3 separate regions of the Homo sapiens genome follow, and regions 2 and 3 are each linked to region 1. Evidence: chromatin loops called from intact Hi-C (ENCODE). Cell type or tissue: MCF 10A. All regions are shown on one strand. Region 1 overlaps MBP (myelin basic protein). Region 2 has its middle 290 kb from the start of LINC01029. Region 3 has its middle 230 kb from the start of GALR1.

Region 1 (8,000 bases):
GAAAAGAATTCTCTCCAAACTGCAAAATCTAAAATGCCCTGATCTTGCTTTTAAAAAAAAATCTAACATACTCTCCTGAGGCATGGTAGGAGCTGTTTGACCAGAAATCGAATAATAGCTTCCTTGCGGCGGGGAGTGGGGGGGGACACATATATATATATGTGCTTTTTTTCAGAGGAAGCTATTATTTAACTAGTATTGTAACTAGTATTTAACTAGTATTGAAAAGAGAACCACAGTGTTCTGTGATTTCTCGGAATTGCCAGAGCATTATGAAGTCAGGGGGATGGAGAGTAAGAAAAGGGGAGACAGCATGGCCCACCATTTACAGTCGGATGTGTCGTCTCATCTCCAGCCTTGCAGACTTTGACACCCATGTTCTGTCCAATAATACTGATTTCACTGGTGCCTGTTTTAGCTGCTGGTTCCAGTTTCCATGGGAAACAGATACCATGACCCTAAGCTTCAGATAGTTTGCAGGGGGTCTGCTGTTTCCCACTCCCACCGGTTTTTAGGTAGAAAATACGCACGCATTGAATAACAGAAGATCCCTGGAGAGAAAGGAAGATGCTGCGTAGGTGACTGTCTCCTTTGAGCATCTTTAAGGAGGATCATTTAATCACTTAAACAAGGTTTCTGGGGATGTCAAGGATCTCTGTGAGCCACAAAAGAAGTGTGATGTAGGGAAAATGGCAGAAAAGGTGCATCTATTTCATCTAGAACTACATTTTACGATTCCTAATTCAAAAAATATACTGAAGAAGCATATTATCACTTTCACAAGAAAAAAATTATATCAAATATACCTCTGTTCTTTCTTATCATGGCAGCTCAGAAAAACAGTGACACCACTATCTTCTGTGGTTCTGAACAGGCCACACAGATTCATCCCTGAGCTCTCTGTCTCTGAGTTTTTTCAGATTAACTTCTGAGCTCTCTGGTATCTGCACTTCCTGAGAGTGCCAGAAGAATCAAATATTACTCTGGGAGGTAAAAAGAGTAAAAAGCAAATTCATTCGCCCTTCACTCTCAGGGCCACTGCTGAAACCGTCGAAATGAACAGCAGAGGTCCCGAATGCCGCTTTGTGGATGTGTGCAAAAACCCGCCATGTGCAACCTGGAAATTAAAGGAATAAGGACCAGGAGATATGTTGGTTGGTTGGTTTTCAGTCACATAGACAAAATAGGACAGTCCAGACGATGCCATCTGTCAGTCCTGAGGCATCACTCTCCACTGAAAGGAGGAACTGATGGGCCCTTTGTTTTAATTACATAGAAATGCGTCTTTTAAAATGACAGAGAAAATTGAAAAATCTCATCTCATTAACTACACTGGCATTTATTGTATCCATCAGTGTTTACTAGAAAATTAGTTCCCAATTATTTTGGTAAACAGCAGCAATTGAAGCTTCCCTCATTCCCTAGACACTAACTGGCATATGTCATTGACTTTGTCTACAGATACTAGTTTATTTTTCTCGTCTGTGAGCACACTGTTAGTTCTAGCCAATAGCTTCATAACTTACTACAAGGTAAGTCTACAAATTCTTGTAATAAAATACAATTTAAAAATCCGTTCTTCTCCCTTCCCTTTTCCCTTTCTCCTATGACTAGCCAGTGAATTTCCCCATAGGCCGCTGACTTTCAGGTGGGTAACGTGAGCCTCTCATCCTACGTTCACTCCACAAGAGTCTCGCTTGGCATGCAGTCTAAAGTTCAAGCCCTAGACAGCTAGCAGCCTCTGCGAGCAGCTCCCTGAACCTCTGTGCATCTCAATATTCAAATCTGTAAAATGAGTGGTGACGTGGGAGCAGTGCTGAATGATATTTTTGGTTTACGATCACACCTCGTGTTTTAAAACCAAGACGCCTTGCTTTCTCTATTCTGGCTTTGCATTGAATCCTTTTGGGGACACAGGGAAAACATGTACATTCCTAGAACTTGGACCACTTACTTGATTAAGACAATGCCCATAAGGAAATCCCTACTGCATTTAGCCACTGGATGGTAGATGCTGCTCTCTGGGCATATTGAGATACATTAACAAAGAGACATTTTTCTAACGTGTCATTCTGCAATGACATCATGGACCACACGACAAAGGGAAGAACAGGTGCTTGCTAAGGCTCCACAGCCGAGTGCTGATGGGTGCATCTCTGTAGCAAAGGCCCTAATGGGAGGCCCAGGTGGAGAGAGCCAGGTGCATGGGACCCTGCCGTGGTTGCCTCCATGAGAACGCACCATTCCAGGTTTACGAGAGGCCAGAGGTCTCCAGGCGGCAACTCCACATGGAGCCAACTTCCTGTGCTCCATCCCATCAGGTGGGAAAATGGGGCAGATGTTATCAACACTCAGTTATTTGACCCACTTCCCCAAAACTGGCACATAATCAATACAAATGGGGAAACAAAATGTACTGTGTTAATATGTGTGATCTGAAAGGAGGCAGATCATCTCTAATGATAGTTAGAAGATGTTCCAACACGTGGCTGTGTCAGTAAGAACACTATCATGAGGGGAGGGTGTAGATGAGCAGGAACTTTCTTACAGGCTTTTTTTCTTTTCTTTTTTTTGAGATGAAGTCTCACTTTGTCACCCAGGCTGGAGTGCAGTGGCTTGATCTCGGCTCACTGCAACCTCCGCCTCCCAGGTTCAGGTGATTCTCCTGCCTCAGCCTCCCAAGTAGCTGGGATTACAGGTGTCCGCCACCACGCCCAGCTAATTCTCGTATTTTAGTAGAGAGGGGGTTTTGCCACGTTGGCCAGGGAGGTCTCAAACTCCTGATCTCAGGTGATCCACCCGCCTTGGCCTCCCAAAGTTCTGGGATTACAGGTGTGAGCCACCGTGCCTGGCCTCTTACGGGCATTTTCTTAAGTAAGTCATCCAAGTTCTAGGAATGCACACTTCTCCTTGTGTCTCCAAAAGGATTCCATGTGAAATAGGAGTAGAGACCTCCAATACCTCGCCCATCTGTTAAAACTGCAGCGTGGGTACCCTGGCAGGCTCATTAGCTGCCGTGGACTGCTGCGGAGTGGCTGGAGACTGTCAGGCTACGCTGGGCCGATCTTCTGGGTAGGTGTATCTACACCCGTGTATCTAGTGATTTACTCTCCTCTGGAAGAGAAACGCGGGCACACCCCAGCCTGGGATGGCAGGCGAGGAACCCCCAAGCCCCAGCCCTGCATGGTCCCACCTGGAGGCTGAGATGAGCTTCAGGGTCCGGGACAGTGAGCGGGGACCCTATGAGTGGGAACCGGGTGGGCGGGGACCCGGTGGGCGGGGACCAGGTGAGTGGGGACCGGGTGGGCAGGGACCCGGACAGGCTCAGAACCATAAACTCACTAGGTCTTCACGTATTGACCTTATGATCGTTGATTCAGGGAAGCAATTAAATTCCTCTCTCAGACAAAGAACTAAGAGCTTGAACTCTTTTTTTACCAACTCCAGGCACCCGTGAATATTAATCTTTTTTCAAATTAATTGTAAACATTTCTTCTGAGAGGGAGTGACTCCATCAACGTATCTCCTTTAATAAAATCCGAGTGGAAATGATGCTGCCAAGAAATGCCTTGGCCCTGCAGCCGCTGATCTTCAGATGCATCGGGCGGCAACTCATCTGTTACTGCTTCCCAGTTTCAGAACGCCCAGCTCCCCAGGCCTTAAAACAAATTGGAAAGCAGGGGAATAAAAAAACAAAAACAAAAACAAAAAAAACAACAACAACCCTCTTCCTGATTTCTGGAGAGAAACAGGCGGCGGGCAGCAGCCTGGGTGCTGTGCGCAGGAGCTCCGCCTGCTGGTGATGGGTATCATCGCAGGTTGAGGAAAATAATTCTTCAAAAATCATGCAATCAAACAGCCTAATGGAAAAAGGAATTTCTTTTACAAATAAATGGCCACCCGTGGTCTTCCTCCCGTGATTTTAAAAACTTTTCAGCAAGTTATTTTTATTTACCAAGCAAACGTTTGTCATTTTGTTGTTGTTGTTGCTCTATGCATCGTGATGAAAAGCTCTACTGATAGGAAGAGGCCCCAACACTGTTGAGTAAAACAAGAAAACTCAGATGAAGAAAACAGTGTGTCTAGTATGATCACTTTTAACGGCATTTGCATATTTTGTCTGTGTTTTTGCACAAAGCCAGATCTAACAATGTGCTCATCAAAGTGTAAACCAGGGTCATCCTTCGGTGGTAGAATTTTTCCACAAACTTTCTTATTTCATGGGATATCTTCATATGAGCATGTATTATTTTTCTAAACAATAGAAAATATTAGTTTTTAAAAATCAGGTCTTTTTTTAATTCTTCAGCTGTCCCAGGTATTCAGCTCCAAATTAGCCAAAAATTTTGCAGAAATGTCCTGGCCTCATCTCTAGCTGGCAAAACACAGGTTGCAGGATGCCCCCCAGCATCTGAGTCTACATCACAAGGTGCGGCCCTGTGTCCATTTCTTCTTTTATAGTGCAACTGACATCCTAGCTCTTCCTCGCTTTTAATCACCCACAAAGAAAGTGCAGTACTTGAAACAGGTTGGGGATGGCCCAGAAGACACAAATCTCAATGAATAACCAAAAATGTTCACAGTTTTGGCTTTTTTTAAACCTTAGTGAGTACAACTAAAAGTATATCAGGGAATTACTAAATGTGTGTCCTAAAAAGTAAGCAGGCCATGTGTGGTGGCTCACGGTGGCTCACACCTGTAATCCCAGCACTTTGGGAGGCCAAGGTGGGTGGATTGCTTGAGGCCAGGAGTTCAAGACCAGCCTGGGCAACATGGTGAAACTCGTCTCCACTGAACAAAAATTAGCCAGGTATGGTGGTGCATGCCTGTAATCCCAGCTACTTGGGAGGCTGAGGTATGAGAATCGCTTGAACCCAGGAGCGAGGTTGCAGTGAGCCAAGATCACGCTACTGCATTTCAGCCTGGACAACAGAGTGAGACTGTCTCAAAAAAAAAAAAAATACCTAAACTAAACAGCAGGAACCCTTTCTGTCCTAGAGAGCTGAAGTTCAGCTCTCAGTTCACTTTCAGGATGACCTTATACGTCACAAGCGTTCCTGGGGCCGCAGCTCAGAGCTTCTGATGGGGTTGACGGGGGAAGCGGAGGTTGCGAGGCTGGCCCAGGCCCTCAGCGGTCTCCTCCGGGAAGGCTTGAGGGTGCGCCACCCGCTTCAGCGTCCCCCATGGCTGGTCTGTGAAGTGACTTGAGTTCACCTTCACCCCCTAAGTGCCCCACCCAGCTTGCGTCCTCCCCTCACCTCCTCCCGTTGTTTCTTTAAGGCCTAGCATCTTCTCCCAGCTCCTCCCACCTAGGAACAGGTAACCTGTTTATCATAAGGTGTGACAGAATGATAAGTGCCCACTCCCCATAAATTGAAAAACCCCCCAAAACACTGCTCTTAAACCCCCAAAACACTGCTCTTAAACCCCCAAAACACTGCTCTTAAACCCCCCAAAACACTGCTCTTAAAATCCGCTGACACCTTGCATCTATCACATTTCCTGCACCACTGGAAGCCGTGGAGTAGGTGGTGCGTTTCTACAATTGAGCTGAGCCGGGTTTGTGGTGAGCAAGGGGCTGTGGGGTCAACGAGGAAGGAGCCAAGGGGCTGCATGAAAGGACTGCAGACCCAGATCATGGCCCTGCAACCAGCCACCCACAGGAGAGCGGGGCAGACACAGGGCTGTACTTCTCAGCCAAGCCACCCTAACACTGTGTGTACGTCTCATCTCATAAATGTAAATGCACGTCGACCTTCAAAAGAGCAGCAATGTCCCGATGCCGCGTGCTGCTATTCCTTCAAAGAATAAGGGAACCTCGGCAGCTTCACTTCAGGCTGTTGGGGAAAGGAGGGTGGGGCGTTCGGGCATCTCTTCTGCGAGTCACCCGAGGGCATGGGAATGTCATGGCCAAATCAGATCAGCGTGGCTCCGGGGAGCCTGGGTCACTTCAAAGGTGACTGAGAACTAGAGCCAGAAGGTGGAAACAACCCAGAAGTCCCCGGAAGGGTGAATGGATGAGCAGAAAGCAATCCGCGCATACGGTGCCGTGGATGTCGTTCAGCCTAACGGTGGAAGGTGGAAGGGGATTCTGACGGGGGCCGCAGCACGGGGCGCCTGGAGGGCACTGCGGTAAGTGCACCAAGCCGTCCGCAGAGAACAGACGCTGCAGGCTCCATGCACAGGAGGCCCCTCGGGTGGCCCGTTCATAGAGAAGAAGTGACTTGAACGCTGGGGCCAGGGATGGAGAGTGAGTGTTTCATGGGGGCCAGGTTTCAGTTCGGGAAGCTGGAGAGGGTGTGGAGATGGATGGCGGTGATGCTGGTACAACAGTGCGAATGTGATGTGTGCCACTGAATTGCACACTTAAAAATTGTTAGAATGGTAAGTTTTATGTGTGTTTCACCACAATAAAAAAATTACTTTTTAAAAAGTGGCTCAGGCCGGGCGTGGTGGCTCACGCCTGTAATCCCAGCACTTTGGGAGGCCGAGGCGGGCGGATCACGAGGTCAGGAGATCGAGACCATCCTGGCTAACACAGTGAAACCCCGTCTCTACTAAAAATACAAAAAAATCAGCCGGGCGTGGTGGCGGAGCCTCTAGTCCCAGCTACTCGGGAGGTTGAGGCAGGAGAGTGGCGTGAACCCGGGAGGCGGAGCTTGCAGTGAGCCGAGGTCGCGCCACTGCACTCCAGCCTGGGGGACAAAGTGAGACTCCGTCTCAAAAAAAAAAAAAGTGGCTCAGATGCAGCATCCGTCCACGCGGGCCACGCAGTCCCCTGCCCGAGGTCGTCACCAGCCTGACACCGAGGCGTGCTCCTGGGCTTTTCTTCCCGTGCTCAGCACAAAAGCTCTTTAGGAACATAAACCAAAACCCAGGTCTGGAGTCTCCGGAAACAACCAATATAAAAGCTCACCAGAGGCTGATCTCACACGCTTTGCCGCTTTTCCAAGGTGGCTTCTCAGTAAAATTCTAGAACCGAAGACTTGGAGACTCTCTGTTTCAGTCCCATCATTTCACCCGCGAGGAACCAGAAGCCCCAGGGCCCCAGGGGACTCGCTGAAGGCCACACAGGTGGCGTCAGGCCCGGGCTGGAGCTTCCCAGCTCCCTGCAGCAAGCTCTTTTCACAAGGCTGCCATGGAAGGCTTTTGTTCCTCTGGTCACTTTCTATTTGCTGAGCTCCACCTTGTGAGTCAAATGCCGGGAGCTTTGGGGATCCCACAGAAGTTTTTCTTTTTTCCTCTGAAAGATTAAAATCTAGCTGGAGAGGGAAGATGCTTGCAGAAAGCTAAAAAGGACAATCCAATGCCAGATGAGGGTTGCAGCCAAAAGAGGCTATATTTTCCCAAAACAGAGACATTTGGAGGGGGAGGACGCTCTAGGCAAAGGTCGGGGAGGCAGTAGGAGCCCCGAGGCGGAAGGAGAGGCCAACACTTTCAGGGGAGACCTGAGACTGCCAATCAGAAAATTTGCACAGTGATACGATGCACCCATGAATTCCATCTCTGGCTGTACAATGACAGCTCATGTTAAATGGCCTTATTCTATATTCTATTTCACAAAATAATGAACAAAATGGGCTTGCTTTGGGGGTACACTTCTATGAGTTGTGATGCACGTATGGATTTGTGTAGCTAGCGCCATAATAAGGACACAACCCCAAATCCTCCCACGTCCCCCTCCCTCGTGGTCCACACTGCACCCTCCCTCCACTCCCTGCCCCCCAGCTCTGACCTCCCCCAATATAGGTCAGCCTTTTCCGGCATGTCATATAAATAAGACCACACAGTATGAAACCTTTTAGAATGGCGGCTTTTACTCAGCAAGATTCCTTGGAGAGGCCTCTAAGCTGTTGCCTGTAACAAGAGTTTGTATTTTTATTGCCGAACAGTATTTCATGCCTGGATACAGCACAGTGTGTTTATCCCTTCAGCCCCTCAAGAGCATTCAGGTTGTTTGAAGGTTTTAGTGAAATCTAGTGGGTTTAGCTGCTATGAAC
Region 2 (8,000 bases), 700 kb before region 1:
CCCTGGGCCGTGTAGCACTACTGTGACTCCTCAAAATTCTCTTCCTTCTTAGCATCTTCTGGGACCACATCTGTGTCTATCGCGCTTCAACTATGCCAATAACAATAATGTTCCCAAGCTTTAATGGACATCAGAATCACCTGGAGTTAAAGGGTTCTCCAGAGAAACAGAACCAGTAGGATCCATAGGGAAGGAGATGATGGGAATCGACTCATGTGATCATGGAGGCTGAGACATGCCACCATCTGCCATCAGTAAGCATAAGACCCAGGAAAGCCAATGTATCATTCACATGAGTCCAAAGGACTCCAGACAGGCGGTGTTGTGGGTTTGCATGTTACTGAGTCTGAAGGCCTGAGAACCAGGAATTCAGTGTTTAAGGGCAGGAGAAGATGGTGGTCCCAGTTCAAGAAAGGAAAGGAAATTTGCCCTTCCTCTGCTTTTTGTTCTATCTGGGTGCTCAGCAAATTGCATGCTGCCTCCCACATGGGTGAGGGTGAAACTTCTCCACTCAGTCTAGCAATTCAAATGCTAACTTAGTAGGAAACACCCTCACAGACACACCTAGAAATAACGTTTTACCATCTACTCAAGTCAAATTGACACATACAATTAACTGTCACAACTTGCTATTAATTTTTTTTTAAGGCAATTGCAGGATCCCAGGTCCCAACTTTCTCATTCAGTGTGGTCTGGTGTCAGGTGATAATCTGCAACTCCTACAAATTTCCAGGTGATGCTGACATTGCTGATGCAGAAACCACCCCTCAAGAACCACCATCCTAGCCCCACCTGGAACTTTGTGAAACACAGGATCTCAGCTCCACTGGATCAACTTCTGCATTTTTTAAAATATCTTTGGGTGACCTTGATGCACATGTAGGTGCTTCCAGAAGAGGGTCTCTAAAGTGACCATGCCACCTCCCTAGATAAGACGCTGCAATACCTCCTCACTCTCCAAACCTCTCATACAATCAAAATATCATGGCATTAAATAAGATACCTTTCATGATCTGGTCCCCGCCTGCTCCAAATTCATCTTATATTTCCCTAAACAAATATAATTTCAACACTGAAGATTACCTGTAGTCTGAGAAGCTCTGTCCTAGGGGAAAGAACCCACACTGCTGAATTCTTTCCACCTGTGGCAACTTCTCCGTCCTCCTCCCCGTGGCCCTGTCTTAGGTAAAGGTGAGTTACTGGTTCACTGCAACAACAAGAGCACACCCGGAGGGGCACAGGGTGTCTTGGTAAGAGGAAGAAATAGGGATTATTAGAGGACTTGGGGTCATATTAGGGTATTTGGGGTAGGGTTCAAGGAAGAATGGGTTTGCTCCAGACTGGGCACTGTCAATAGCTGGGAAAACTATGATTGTTCTCTCTATGATTTCATTTACAGAGTAGAGAGCGTGAACGGGCCAAGGTGTTAAAGAAGCCACAGTGTGTAGACGAGCCCAGGAAGGAGGGCATGGGGCCATCTGCATGGCCTGGCCAGTGTTCTCAAGCTCATCTTTCCTATGCTCATCACAGAGTGGCCTTGCCTGATGCGGTGTCTGTGAAACTCTCTATGGTAACAAGAGAGTGCCTCGGCCCTCAATGCCTGACCCACTCCCAGTAAATGGCAGTCAGGGCTGCTTTCTCTGCAATGCATTTTTTACACATGCAATTTCACCTCTTGGATGGCTTCATTGCCATCTGTGTGCTGAAGAGTTCTAAATTAAACCCAGGTTGTCTCTCCAGCAGCATTTTTAAACTGTACCTCCCTAACTCATACGCAGTTTTAAGTGTCAAAGTGGTGGACCATCTCTGTGTTACTCCCAAGACTTTTTGACACACATTGAGTGTATTTAATGGCAGTCCCTCAGGCGTCCACTCCACTGGACTTGTTCCTGGGCTTGAGCCACACACCTAGGACTCCGTGACATTACAAAATCTGGAGCCACAAGGGTGCCTTTCCCTGGCCTCTATGCTTGCAACACTTCTGCTTACGTTTCCCACCTAGACTGATGCACCTGTCATATGGAGTTTGGTCAACATCTCCAGACAGAGGCAGGTGCTTCTTTCTCATGTTCCTGCAGTAGTTTCCAGAGTCCACATTTCTGCTCTGCCACAGTGTATGCATCAGAGCCATTGACCGAGAAGCCTCTGCTCTGAGAATGGAGGCCTTGGAGGGCAGGAGATGCTTCTTATTTCTCTGTGTTCTTGCAGTTAGAATATGGCCTGGGTCATGGAAACTGCTGAATAAGTAGCACAAATGTTCTCTACAAACAAGGATGTTCAGTTTGTCAACTCAGTTGCCTTTTGTCTAAGTGAATCCCAGCTTTACCTTGGAAGCTTCCAGCAGCCTGAACTCTTGGTGGTGATTTACAAGCCCCTCCGTGCACCTGCCCCAACCTACCTCTCCCATTTTATTCCCAACAACCTCCCTGTTCACACTCAGTGTTTCAGCTAACCTAACCCTCTACTTATTTCCTAACTCCTCAGTCTCCACGATTTTTCTTATGATGTGTACCACTGGAATCCACCCATTCCACTTGGGGTCTCCAGCCACACATCCACGTGTGTCAAGGCTGAAGACCATTGTCCTCACGAACCCCGGCCCACACACTCCTTAGAGATGACATCTGTGCTGTTGACTTAAGGCACCTTCTCAGTGGCACTGTCTTGGGGTTTACCTGGATTTACCTTGACTCCCTCAGAGTCCTCTTTTCTATGCAACAAAGAAATGGATTGTTGCGTCTGATGAGTATTTTTATGCTTTACAATATTTAACAATGGCTTTTAAAATATATTATGCACTCAAAACATACAATACTTTGTATTAAAGATATTTTATATTAAAAGTCCTTATATAAATTATTTCATATGTCATTTTCTTGTGATATGTTCCACCCTGATTTATAACAGGATTTTGTAATGATCTTGAATGCATTGGAAGATAGTGAAGTGCCTTCTCAATCAATAAATTGCAATTGTAATTAAGTTCAATCTTTAATATATGTAAATGTTGACATTCTCAGAGAAATTAATTAAGACTATATTGTTTGAGACTGGGATTTGATTTTCCTGGACGCTAAATAAAACCTAGAATTCACCTTTACGTGTCCCGGTCCAGCAGATGGCAGCCAATTCACACCATTTTGGAGTCAAGGCTCTTGATGTTTGAGATGAGATCTGAGCTGAAGCTGCTTTTCAAGAAAGGTTCGATGTTGTTTACACTACAGTTTGTAAAATATGAACTTGAGTAACAATAAGTTACAGACAAGCAGCAATCAAACTACATGATTAATTGTTATTTGTTCAATTTCCATTATCTGAGAATAAATTTAAAGGATTAAAACCTGCTTACATCCTTAGTTTACAATTTTTACCATTAGTGTCTGCAGGAAATCGTATTGTCTATCAAAGTAAGCAATTTGACTTGTATACAGAAGTACACACCAGAGTCAGTTTTCAAATCCACTTTTTCTGCTGAGGGACTTAGGAAGTGATCCTGTTGATATGTTATATGAAACTTGGGGAAAAAATAACAGAAATATGGGCAGAATAGGTTCAAGGGATGCAGATAGGCAGCTGCTGTGTTTGGTTGTGTCCCCACCCAAATCTCATCTTAAATTATAATCCCCATAAACCCCACATGTCATAGAAGGGATGCAGTGGGAGGTAATTGAATCATGGGGGCAGTTTCCCCCATGCTGTTCTCATGACAGTAAGTAAGTTGTCATGAGATCTGATGGTTTTATAAGTGTCTGGCATTTCCCCTGCTGGCACTCATTCTCTCTCCTGCCACTAGGTGAAGAGGCCCCTTCCGCCATGATAGTAAGTTTCCTAAGAACTCACCAGCCATGCAGAAGTGAGAGGCAATTAAACCTCTTTTCTTTGCAGATTGCCCAGTCTCAGATATTTTCTTATGGGAATGTGAGAACAGACAAATACAGCAGCCTTGCTCTGATCATTTGTCTGGCTAATGATGCCTTCATACTCAAGTAATCTTCACCAAGTATGTAAGATATTAAAATAGAAGTTACTAAATATGTTTAAAATATTTAGTGAGAATGGCAATGTTAAATTTTGTAAGAACTTGCCCATTTCTGTAATGAAATCACAAAATCAGAGAGTGAAGTTCTAGTCTTTTATAACCGAAACTATATTTTTCCCCAAAGTGTGTTGCTCAACTTTCAAGCATTAGGCAGATATATCTGTATCTTAAATAATTTATTTGGGTCTTTTTCTTGCCTATTTATTTTTTAACAATGTCTTTTGATGATTTTTTTAAAGAACAAACAGAATCTCTGCTGCGGACCCTCTGACACTTGTGATTTCATGTTATATACAGTTGGAGGGTCATATACAATTTTAGGCCAATGCTTACATATCATCACTCCTTTTAAACATTAAACTCCTCTTGAGAAGAAGGCTTTGCAGCTTTGTGTACTCTCAATGGTATCTAGACAGTCTTTTGCATGTGGTAGATTCTCAACATGTACATTGGAAATTGAATTTCACTGAGTTGAGAGCTCTCCAGAGCACTCAGGCTTCACATAGCATAATCCCAGACATTTAGAAGATATTTGATGATTGATAGATCAAATCTGTGATGGGTAGTATAGGACAAATGGCCTAGCTCTTAGCTTCATTGGATGTCTATCCAACTTTTAGAAAACCTAACACCTTCAATATAAGTTAACAGAAAACTCTATTTATAAGGTTTTTTTCTCATAATTGCTGCACAAAAATGATGATGGGGATGATGATGATTGTGATGGTGATGATGATGGTGATGATAAATAGAACAGCAAAAAGGAATAGCACAGGCTGGTGTTTTTAGGTGTTTGGATCTTTTTATTATGTTTCATAACCTTAGAGAATATCACATTTACTGGTCCTGTGTTTGAAAGTCCCTACAGATATGTTAGGACTGTTAGGAGTCCCACAAATAAATATCATTCTGCCAGAATATATTCAGCTAATTTTAAAGTCTAAATGAAATTCTTATACTGAGTTGTAGTATTTTTAATTTGTTTTGAAATGTCTTCCTCAGAGGTTATTCTTTCAATGATTCCATTAAAAGCTAAAATACCTCTCTCTTTTAATCTAAGGACTAAAATAGCTGCACCATCCACATTTGACACAAAAACTACTGGGACACAAATGAGACCCAAACATGGGTGAGGGGTAGAGGTTAGTGACGACAGTTTCCATGGCAGAAAGAAGGAGGACGTAACTGTAGCACTAGAAGAATTCTGAAATGAGGATTTTTGAATATCCTGAGAGTTCAGGCAAATGATGAGGCAGGATGCCTCTTACCTGTGGCATTCAGATAATATGTTAACCACGTCATTATGCTTATTTTTACAAACAAGAAAATAGGCTCATGAGGTCAAAAAACATTCCTACTGGTTAAGGTCTTGGATGGCACAGTCTGAGCAGGATTTAATATCTCCCCTCCTCTAGTCCAAGTCCTACCCTCTTTATTTCAGTTAACAGGAGGTTTCCATTGTAGTGACCAGAATGAAGAGACATGGTTTTATAGTACAATACAGTAGGAGGCCAATGTGTATGGGGTAGTGGAGGGTGGCGGTATTTTCTATTCCCTGTATGAGTGGAAGAAACTCTGCTTCCCTGTGACCTGAGATCCTCTTTCTCAATAGGAAAGGGGAGGTGAACGAATGCACAGCCTTCAGGAGAGGTGCCAAAAGGGCTTCCCACAAGAGCCTCCGGCACAAAGGCAGTAGCATGACACCAGCATGACACAGTCTGGCATCCACCCACAGCTCCCCTGCGCTGGACCACGGAGGAGACCCCGTGATGCTCTCAGCTGGGTGCTTTCCTTTTCTTGAACTGGCTCTGCAGACAGAAAGAGAAATTTAAATGTTTTATATCAAAGAAATGCACCAAAAGTGGTATTGTTAAGAGCACAAATAAATTATCTAGTAAATATCAATATTAAACTAGTTTTGATGGATACAACCTATTGCAGGAAATCAAATCTGAATAAATAAAAATCATAAACTATATCCTTCTTTAATTGCATTGAAAATAACATTCAGAATAATTCTAATTATTTTTCCTGTATTGCAGAGTAGTGTGGGGTCAATTCAAATTTTAAAAAGTAGGCAAGCTACTCTGTTGAATAAACAGTTTCCCACTTATTATTTATGAAATAGCAAATTGTAAAAAACCTCAAAGTTAGGTCTCATTAAGGACAACAGACATTTTTAGAGTCCTCCTTTTTCTTCTATTTTCCGAAATAAAATTTATGGTACTACTATTTTTTCCTCTTTCAAAATGTGTGAAATGGTTAAATAATGAAAGCCAGACTTCCACAATTTATTGCTATTATATTGGGCAGATCACTTAAACTCTGAGCCTCAGTGACTGAATCACTGAAATAAAATGTAGAGCTTCAAACTCTTAATTTGTAAAGCATTTTCAGGATAGCGTTGGGGCGATACCAAACAAAAGGAAATATGATGGACATCAATGACGCCTCCTTCACATGCCAGCTATTTAACTCAGAACCAAAACCAACAAACAAACCAAAAGTAAAACAAAACGCTTCAGGCCCCTCTGGGTGAAAGAACTCTAAAACAAGCATGAAGAGAAATAATTAAAACAGCTAAAGATGAAAAATTCACATTACATACAGGGGAACAGAGATGCAAAATATGTCTGACGTTTCAGCAGAAATAATGAAGGCAAAAATAGAGGGGATTATTATATTTAAATAGAGAGAAAAGCAATAAACTCATAACTATATATCCAGCAAAAATATCCCTTATGAATGAATCTGAAATAAGGACATTTTGAGATCACTAAAAGTGGGAACATTTATCACCAGTAAATCTGCACTAACAAAAAATGCTAAAGGAAGTTCTTCAGGCTGGGAAAAAATAGCACCATGTGAAAAGTCAGATCTATAGAAAGGAGTGAAGAAGAGGAAAACTGGTGATTGTGCATATAAATATGGAGACTGTCCTAAATTTCTTTAAGAGGCAACAGATTTCTTAAAGAAAAAATGTCTTATTGTCTTAGGGGTCAAACGACAGGAACAGAGGAAACACGTGGAGTTACACCGTTCTAAGCGTCTTATGTTTTATGTGAGGAGGTACAATATTAACTCAGATTAGACAGCAACAGCATAAAAATGCACGGTGAGGTCCCTAAATCCACCACTGGCACTTTGGTTTTCAGTAATTTGACTCTGATGCATCTCAGTGTGGCTCCCATTGTATTTAGTCTGCTTATTATTGGCCAAGACTCTTGAATCTGTAAATTATTTGTTTCCAAGTTGGAGAAAATTCTTGTGATTATTTAGCTATATAAATGAATATAGCTAAACTCAGCTGAAGAATTAAAATATAATATTTTGATTAACACAAAATAAGGCAAGGAAGGAGGAAGTGAGGAATACAAAAAAAGATGGGAAAAATAGAGAATAAAAAGTAATATGATTGACAAATTCAATCATATAAAGTTATAATAAATGGATTAAACAATACTATTTAAAAAGCAGAGATTGTCAAATTAGAAAAAATGTAAATTCAACTATATGTTTTCTGCAATGGAGACAAACCTTAAATACAAATCTACCAAGACAAGTTGAAAATAAAAGGAAGTGTAAGAAATAAATTACAGAAGCCATAAGGAAAAGGAAGGAATTATAGGAAAGTTTCTGTGGCTACGTTAATATCAGACAAAATAGACTTCAACACAAGGTGGATTTTCTAAGATGAAGAGAGACATTTAATGTTGGTAAAATGGTGAATTCATCAGGAAAATATAAATATCAAATATCACAAAGAATCATTAATATTAATTAAAGGGTATAACTGCAGATGCTGTAATTATTAATATAATAGAATAATATTATAAATAACTTTATGCTAATAAATTCTGCAATTTAGATAATGTGACAAAATCCCTTAAAAACGTAACTTAGCAAAATGACTGAAGAAGAAATAACAAATCTGGAATAGCTCTGTATCTATTAAGGTAAG
Region 3 (8,000 bases), 480 kb before region 1:
GCAATGGAGGCTGTACAGTCCAGAAAGCCTAAACTTGTTAACATCTGGACTTTCATAGGCCTAGAACCTTTTGACCTCTTTTGACCTCAGGCCTAGAACAAAAAGTCCACAATGTCAGGTTCACTTCTGTTTTCTTTGCTTTTTCATCCTTTGCTTAACACAAAGTGCCTAGAAGAGAAGGCCGTGCTCAATAAAAGCAACCGAATGAAGACGATCCCCTGGGAATGTTGGTGTCATTATTCTTAGTGGGAGCAAGGCTAGAGAAAATAAACAATACTTCATTTATAGATTCTAAAATTCCTTTGGTTCTAAGTCATACAGATATTTCAAAAAATAATGAGACCAACTGAAGTGACCCAATGCTTTCTTCTCACTTTGAGTTATAATATTTAGAGAAATCTCCTAGATGTACTTAGACATATAGACATATAGTGTCTTTTTAATTTTATTTTTATTTTTATTTTTATTTGAGACAGAGTCTCACTCTGTCACCTAGGCTGGAGTGCGTGCAGTGGCGCGATCTCAGCTCATAGTAACCTCTGTCTCCCGGGTTCAAGTGATCCTCCTGCCTCAGCCTCCCAAGTAGCTGGGACTACAGCTTCTAAGCGTTTTACATTTAATAATTTATTATTGCAACAACTATTAAGATGGATATTATTACTAGCCTTATCCTACAGATGAATAAACTGAGCCTAAGCATAGCTAAGTGACATACACAAAAAAGCTAGGAAGTGGTGGTAAGGAACTTCACTTTAGGCAGTCTGGCTCTAGATTTTATATTTCAACAGTATGCCCTACTACCGTTATGGTAAGAATAAAATAGCTAGCATTTGTTTAGTACTTACTATGTGACAGGAAAAGTTCTAAGTGATTTTCTCGTACTCACTTATGTAATATTCACAATAAACCAAAGAGGTAAGTATTATTATAATTCCTATGTTGCAGATGACAAACTGAAGCATAGAGAGATTGTCTTATCTTTCCTGGCTGTTATGACAAAATACTGTAGACTGGGTACCTTATAAACAACAGTCACTGGTCATTAGAGAAATGCAAATCAAAACCACAATGAGATACCATCTCACACCAGTTAGAATGGCAATCATTAAAAAGTCAGGAAACAACAGATGCTGGAGAGGATGTGGAGAAATAGCAATTCTTTTACACTGTTGGTGGGAGTGTAAATTAGTTCAACCATCATAGAAGACAGTGTGGTGATTCCTCAAGGATCTAGAACTAGAAATACCATTTGACCCAGCCATCCCTTTACTGGATATATACCCAAAAGATGATAAATCATTCTACTATAAAGACACATGCACATATAGGTTTATTTCGGCACTAGTCACGATAGCAAAGACTTGGAACCAACCCAAATGTCCATGAATAATAGACTGGATAAAGAAAATGTGGCACATATACACCATGGAATACTATACAGCCATAAAAAAGGATGAGTTCATGTCCTTTGCAGGGACATGGGTGAAGCTGGAAACCATCATTCTCAGCAAACTATCACAAGAACAGAGAAACCAACCCCCGGGTGTTCTCACTCATAAGTGGGAGTTGAACAATGAGAACACATAGACGTAGGGAGGGAAACATCACACACCAGGGTCTGTCAGGGGTGGGGGGTTAGGGATAACATTAGTAAAAATACCTAACGTAGGTGACGGGTTGATGGGTGCAGCAAACCACCATCGCACGTGTATACCTATGTAACAAAACTGCACATTCTGCACATGTACCCCAGAACTTAAAGTATAATAATAAAAATTTTTAAAAAAAAGAAAATGCACCAAGAACTAACGCTTTCCTCATACTCCGGTGGCTTTTATCCATGAAAGCCCAGCCTTTCTATTCTTTCTCTGAGCCTTGGAAGGATTTCTTTCTAAGGGAAAGACTTATCTTGCCATGTTCCTCTGAGATTCCCCGCTATTCCTCTGAGATCCCCTGCCATGCCTTCTTTTCCAAGAAGTGAAGTTTTTTCAAATGGTGCATATAACTCAAGTGAAGCCATGATGATATGAACAGTGGTGTTCAAGTTTGTGCATGTTCCTACATTACAACTGCCGCCAAGCCAACAGCAATTGTAAATCGACATCAATTCAAACACACTTTCAAATTTTAAAATCTTAAAATGTGAAAAAAGTGAACATACTAAAATAAATTAAATATAGAAATAATTAACATTTGGAAAACTTATTAAGTGCCAGTCATGTTTCCAAATCCATGATATTTATTAACCAATTGAATTGTAACAATATGCAAACCTGTGTAGTAGACTGTATCACAAATGAAGAACAAGGAGTGCTCCAATAACAGGGCATTTATGCCCAGGCCATCACTACAGTTTGCTGCTTCAGCAAGCACCACCATTGTCAAACACAGGATGAGACTATTGAGGAAAGAATAAGACCTTAGAATAGTCCAAGAAAAGAAAAAAAAAGTTTTTCAAAACAGTTTCCCATAGGGTTGCCATATAAGGTACAGAGCACCCAGTTAAACAAGTATATGCCATACATAGCATGGGATATACTTATATTAAAACATATTATTCATTTCTTTTCTGAAATTCAAATTTAACTGGGTATCTGGTATTTTTACTTCCTAAGTCTGGAAAACCTCCTCCTATGCCAGACCAAAGTGCTTCTTCATACAACTTTACAAAATCTCACTTCCTTTCCAGAGGAGAGGGAGAAGCTCATGGGTTTTCGGCATACATCATACACGGTCTATTTTTACAAGAGTACACACAGCAGTTTTCGTGTGCCAGATATCTTATGTATGTTATTCCTGGTCCTCAGAACAGCCAGACAAGGACAGTACTTCTAGCCACATTTTATAGATGAATGAATTGAAAGAAGTTAAATAATATATTCAAGGTTACACAGAAAACGTGTTAAAACTAATACAGGAACCCTTTTTTATCTGACTGCAGAGGCCCAGCTCTTTGTAGTGAAAGCCATGACTTTGTGCTATATTTTCCATCTTGACTATTCAGAACCATTTATTCCAAGGGGACAAAATTATTGCTTCTGTTTCAGTTCCTGTGAAACAGTGGGGATTATTGCCAAAAGCGGGGAGGGACAGTGTGTGCTCCTGTACTTCCTGTAATCACTATTCCACGGAGACTAGGACTGAGTCACCAACCCGATGTGGATCCACCCCCTACTGGTACATCAACGAAGAGCAAAAAAAGAAATCCATGCTAATTTCACGTGCTAATGGAAAGCCTCATGTACAAATCAATAAGTATGTGTTCTCCACATCCAAGGGGGTAGATCTGTTAAGCCAAAATGTTCACTCTCGGATGACAGAAAATGAAAATAAAGATTTTTCTTCCCATGTTGTTGACTTACAGCCAGATGCAGTCAACATTAACTCAAGTATGGCTCAGGCTATATAATTATCATCTTCAAGATTTCTTGTTTTTTATGTCAGCAAAAGACAGACCACAGACAATCCAGTATGCCTTTAGCAGTTTTTGTAATTCTTTATCACTCAATAATTTAATGTCCTCTTTGGTAACATAATTTGCAATTTGTAAATGAAGAGAATCAGATTCCAAAAACTCACTATATCTAGTAATTCATTTTTGTCTTCTAATTCTAAACACATGCCTGCATTTGGGGAAAAAGAAATGTGAGTATATTTTTTAAAGTTTCTTTTTGTTAAATGGATGGGGCTGAGGGAACTAAGAGAAAAATATGAGTCTTGTAAAAGATCTAGCTGTAAAGCTATAGACTGAGAAAGATTTCGCTGAAAAGCTATAGGCTGAAATTTATGTACCAATATAGGAGTACTCGTTGACACCCATCATTTGAATTGTTTGTTAATTTTGAGAAAAGAGACTCTGCAATGTGAGATTAATTCGAGATAATGTAGTTCCAGTGTCAACAGAGCTTGTATCTTTTTTAAAAAAATAATTTTTATTTCTCCCAGGTTGCTAGTAAGAAGGAAGGGAAAAGTCTCTTGAAGTTTTTTTGGAGTATCCCTATTTTTTTTGTTGCATGCTGTTATTTCCTTTGTTTTAGTTTTTGGCATTTTTTAAGTGTCCGGGTTTTTTGTAGCAATTGTGAAGTGGAAAGTTAGGTCTGTTTTGAGGTTTACTGGGGGGTATTTTGGAGGTCTAGACTAAGTGGATAGTTGTTTTAATTGTAGATTTATAATTTTATTAGTCTTTTTTGTTTGATCTCTCTATCTCTCTCTCTCTCTTTCAGTTAAAAGTAATTGATCAGCAAGGTTAACCAAATTATGAGTCTGAGAAATTGCCCAACTCAGACATTGTTTTTTTATTATTGTCAATTTTTTTATCTACTCTATTTATAAAATTGAAACTGAGAATATCATTTTGATGATTAGCATAACTTTCTTTAGATAATCTTTGTTGTTTGCCAGTATTGTATTTCAATTTTTTTCTTTTACATTTTTGCACATAGAACTTTACAACCAGAAATTATGATTTATTAACAGGTTAAGTAATATTTTTGCTTTAATGTTTCTATGTGGTTTTCATTTTGAAATCTCATTGTTGATACATTTGGATTATATAAAATGGAAAATATCTTCAAATTATATACATGTATATATATATATACACACACATATATATATATTAATTTCCACAGGTTATTGTGGTACAGGTGGTGTTTGGTCACATAAGTAAGTTCTGTAGTGGTGATTTGTGAAATTCTGGCGCACCCATCACCTGAGCAGTATACAATGCACCCTATTTGTAGACTTTTATCCCTCGCCTCTGTCCCATCCTTCCCCTCAATTTCCCAAAATCCATTGTATCATTCTTGTGCCTTTGCATCCTCATAGCTTAGCTCCCACATATCAGTGAGAACATACGATGTTTGGTTTTCCATTCCTGAGTTACTTCACTTAGAATAATAGTCTCCAATTTCAACCCAGTCACTGTGAATACCATTAACTCATTCATTTTTATGGCTGAGTAGTATTCCAGTGTGTGTGTGTGTGTGTGTGTGTGTGTGTGTGTGTGTGTGTTTCTTTATCCACTCTTTGACTGATGGGCATTTGGGTTGGTTCCACAATTTTGCAATTGTGAATTGTGCCACTATAAACATGCATGTGCAAGTATCCTTTTCATATAATGACTCTTTTCCTCTGGGTAGATACCCTGTAGTGGGATTGCTGGATCAAATGGTAGTTCTACCTCTTTTAGTTCTTTAAGGAATCTCCACACTGTTTTCCATAGTGGTTGTACTAGTTTACATTCCCACCAGCTGTGTAAAAGTGTCCCCTGATCACAGCATCTATGCCAACATCTACTGTTTTTTGATTTTTTGATTATGGCCATTCTTGCAGGAGTAAGGTGATATTGCATTGTGGTTTTGATTTGTATTTCCCTGATTATTAGTGATGTTAAGCATTTTTTCATATGTTTGCTGGCCATTTGTATATCTTCTTTTGAAAATTGTCTATTCATGTTCTTAGCCAACTTTTGATGGGATTGTTTCTTTCTTGCTAAAGTTTGAGTTTGTTATAGATTCTGGATATTAGTCCTTTGTCAGATGTATACATCGTGAAGATTTTCTCCCACTCTGAGGGTTGTGTGTTTACTCTCCTGACTGTTCCTTTTGCCGTGCAAAAGGTCTTTAATTTAATTAAGTCCCATCTATTTATCTTTGGTTTTATTGCATTTGCTTTTGGGTTCTTGGTCATGAAATCCTTGCCTAAGCCAATGTCTGGAAGGGTTTTTCCAATGTTATCTTCTAGAATTTTTAATGTTTCAGGTCTTAGATTTAAGTCCTTAATCCAACTTGAGTTGATTTTTGTATAAGGTGAGAGATGAGGATCCAGTTTTATTCTCCTACATGTGGTTAGTCAATTATCCCAGCACCGTTTGTTGAAAAGTGTGTCCTTTCCCCACTTTTATATTTTTGTTTGCTTTGTGGAAGATTAGTTGGCTGTAAGTATTTGGGTTTATTTCTGGGTTCTCTATTCTGTTCCAATGGCCTATCAAAATACCACCATCATTCTTCACAGAATTAGAAAAAACAACTCTAAAATTCATATGGAACCAAAAAAGAGCCCACATAGCCAAAGCAAGACTAAGCAAAAAGAACAAATCTGGAGGCATCACACTACCTGATTTCAAACTATACTATAAACCCATAGCCAGCAAAACACTATGGTACTGGTATAAAAAATTAGATAATCTTCAATATTGTTTAAAGATGTTTTTAAATGTCTCAACCTATGTCAGTATTGATTTATCTGGATTTTGCCAACATTGCTATATTTTCTTCTCGTCTACCACTTTTTGGAAGACTAAATGGATGGCTTGGAGCAAAGTCTTTGTAACCTCACAGGCACATGTGTGATCTTCTTTTGTAATTAAGTAGCTAAGACACATTTTTAAAAACCCCTTCTTTTGTGTCTAGCTACTTAATTTTTACTTTAAAAAAATTAACATGTGAACTAGTTGATATAGATCAGAAAAAACAGGGTGGTAACTTTGATATTAAGCTTAAGCTTTCTGGCAAAACCAATAGGGTCCTTGTAACTTTGATATTAAGCTTAAGCTTTCTGGCAAAACCAATAGGATCCTCGTGGAAATTAGATTTTTTTTTTTTTTTTTTTTTGAAACAGGGTCTTGCTCTGTCACCCAGGCTGGAGTGCAGGGGCATGATTACAGCTCATGACAGCCTCAACACCCTGGGCTCAAGCGATCCTCCCACATCAGCTTCCCGAGTAGCTGTGACCACAGGCACATGCCATCATTTTTGGCTATTTGCTTGTTTGTTTGTTTGCATTTTTTTGTAGAGACGGGGTTTCACCATGTTGGCCAGACTGGTCTCAATCCCCTGGGCTCAAGTGATCCTCCTGCCTCAGCCTCCCAAAATGCTGGGATTATAGGTGTGAGCCACTGTGCCTAGCCAGGAAATCTCTTATGTCTTTAAGGTTTACTTTTGATGATGGCTGATAAACTAAGGTGGGCTTTCCTCTGCCAGATATTCGCTGTTTCTGAGATTAAGCTAGAAGAGCAAGAGTGGGAGGAGGGGATCAAAGGAGGCAAAGGTGAGTGCAGGTGAGACGGTTCAGACGGGGAAGAGAAGAAATGAAGCAGGAGAGAATCAGCTTCAGCTGCTTATTTATTCATTTATTTTAGGGAGCTTTTTTCTTCATTTATGGAAAGAATTTTGTCAGAGCCTCTTGTAGATGCTTCTAAGTACTATAGGAAGGAAGTCTCCCAATTATTTTGTTTCATTTTAGAGCCAGTACTTTTCATTGTAAAGTAAATCAATTAATTCTGATATTTTAAAGGTGTATCATTTTGGCTGTTGTGTGGCTTTTTTATGGGTTAAGTAACACCATTTTATTTTTTAGATATTGACAGGAGGTGGTGCCATAAGTATTGGACATAAATCTAGCTGCAGTTTCTAAGGACGAATCTCCGTTAAGGAGGAAGACTTGGTTTCAGATGGACAGCTACCTATAATTTGGGTTCTCTTTTTAAGAAATTAAAGATTGAAAGGGAAAGATGTTTTGGATCTGGTGTGCTGCTTAATGAGAATTGTATTTTGAGGTGTCACTCACGAGTCACTTTTCCCCTCTTACATGTCTTGGTAAAACCCAGGAATCCTGGGATCTGAAGGCACTGGGAGGTCAGCCCCTCATATGTGGCCACCAGGCTAAGCTAGAATTTTTGAGTGTTTCTGGGGGGATAATTTCCTATGAGATTGTTTTATGTCGTGAGCAATGAGGTCAAACACTCCCACAAGACCTTCGTGGCCTAAGGTGATTTTTGGCCGGGAGAAATAGTGCTCCTCACGCTGGGGACTTACATTGGTCCTCACAGGAAAAATTGTATTGGCTTTGGTCACTTCAAAAAGGGACTTCAGATACGTCAAATAAACTGAGCTTCAGAGTTTTGTTTTTTTAATTATAAATTAATATTTTTAATTGTAAATTTTGCCTAAGCCATAAAATATTCACTCTTTTTGAGAGAGAGAAATTTTTTTCCTGAC

The links. A loop is a pair of places that touch in the nucleus more often than their neighbours do. Peaks named below come from ENCODE experiments on the same cell type or tissue, not always from the same donor. Only the 100,000 strongest peaks of a DNase experiment are listed, where the experiment ranks them.
Region 2: a loop joins it to region 1, with 14 times the contacts of the local background. A loop is called at or near these places in 2 of 110 quality-filtered maps.
Region 3: it touches region 1 in a loop (3-fold over the local background); 6 of 110 quality-filtered maps call a loop at or near these places.

What each region holds. Positions count from the first base shown.
Region 1 is chr18:76,996,423-77,004,422 of GRCh38, reverse strand. The region is part of intron 4 of MBP (myelin basic protein); the gene reads left to right. Among named protein-coding and RNA genes, the nearest start is that of MBP-AS1, 20 kb to the right of the region's middle. RefSeq lists enhancers at 5,614-6,114, 6,115-6,615. In MCF 10A, a CTCF peak has its summit at 3,794 (motif pointing left); no DNase peak of the experiment used is centred here.
Region 2 is chr18:77,697,981-77,705,980 of GRCh38, reverse strand. No RefSeq gene overlaps it. Among named protein-coding and RNA genes, the nearest start is that of LINC01029, 290 kb to the left of the region's middle. In MCF 10A, a CTCF peak has its summit at 3,092 (motif pointing right); no DNase peak of the experiment used is centred here.
Region 3 is chr18:77,473,951-77,481,950 of GRCh38, reverse strand. No RefSeq gene overlaps it. Among named protein-coding and RNA genes, the nearest start is that of GALR1, 230 kb to the right of the region's middle. In MCF 10A, a CTCF peak has its summit at 3,170 (motif pointing left); no DNase peak of the experiment used is centred here.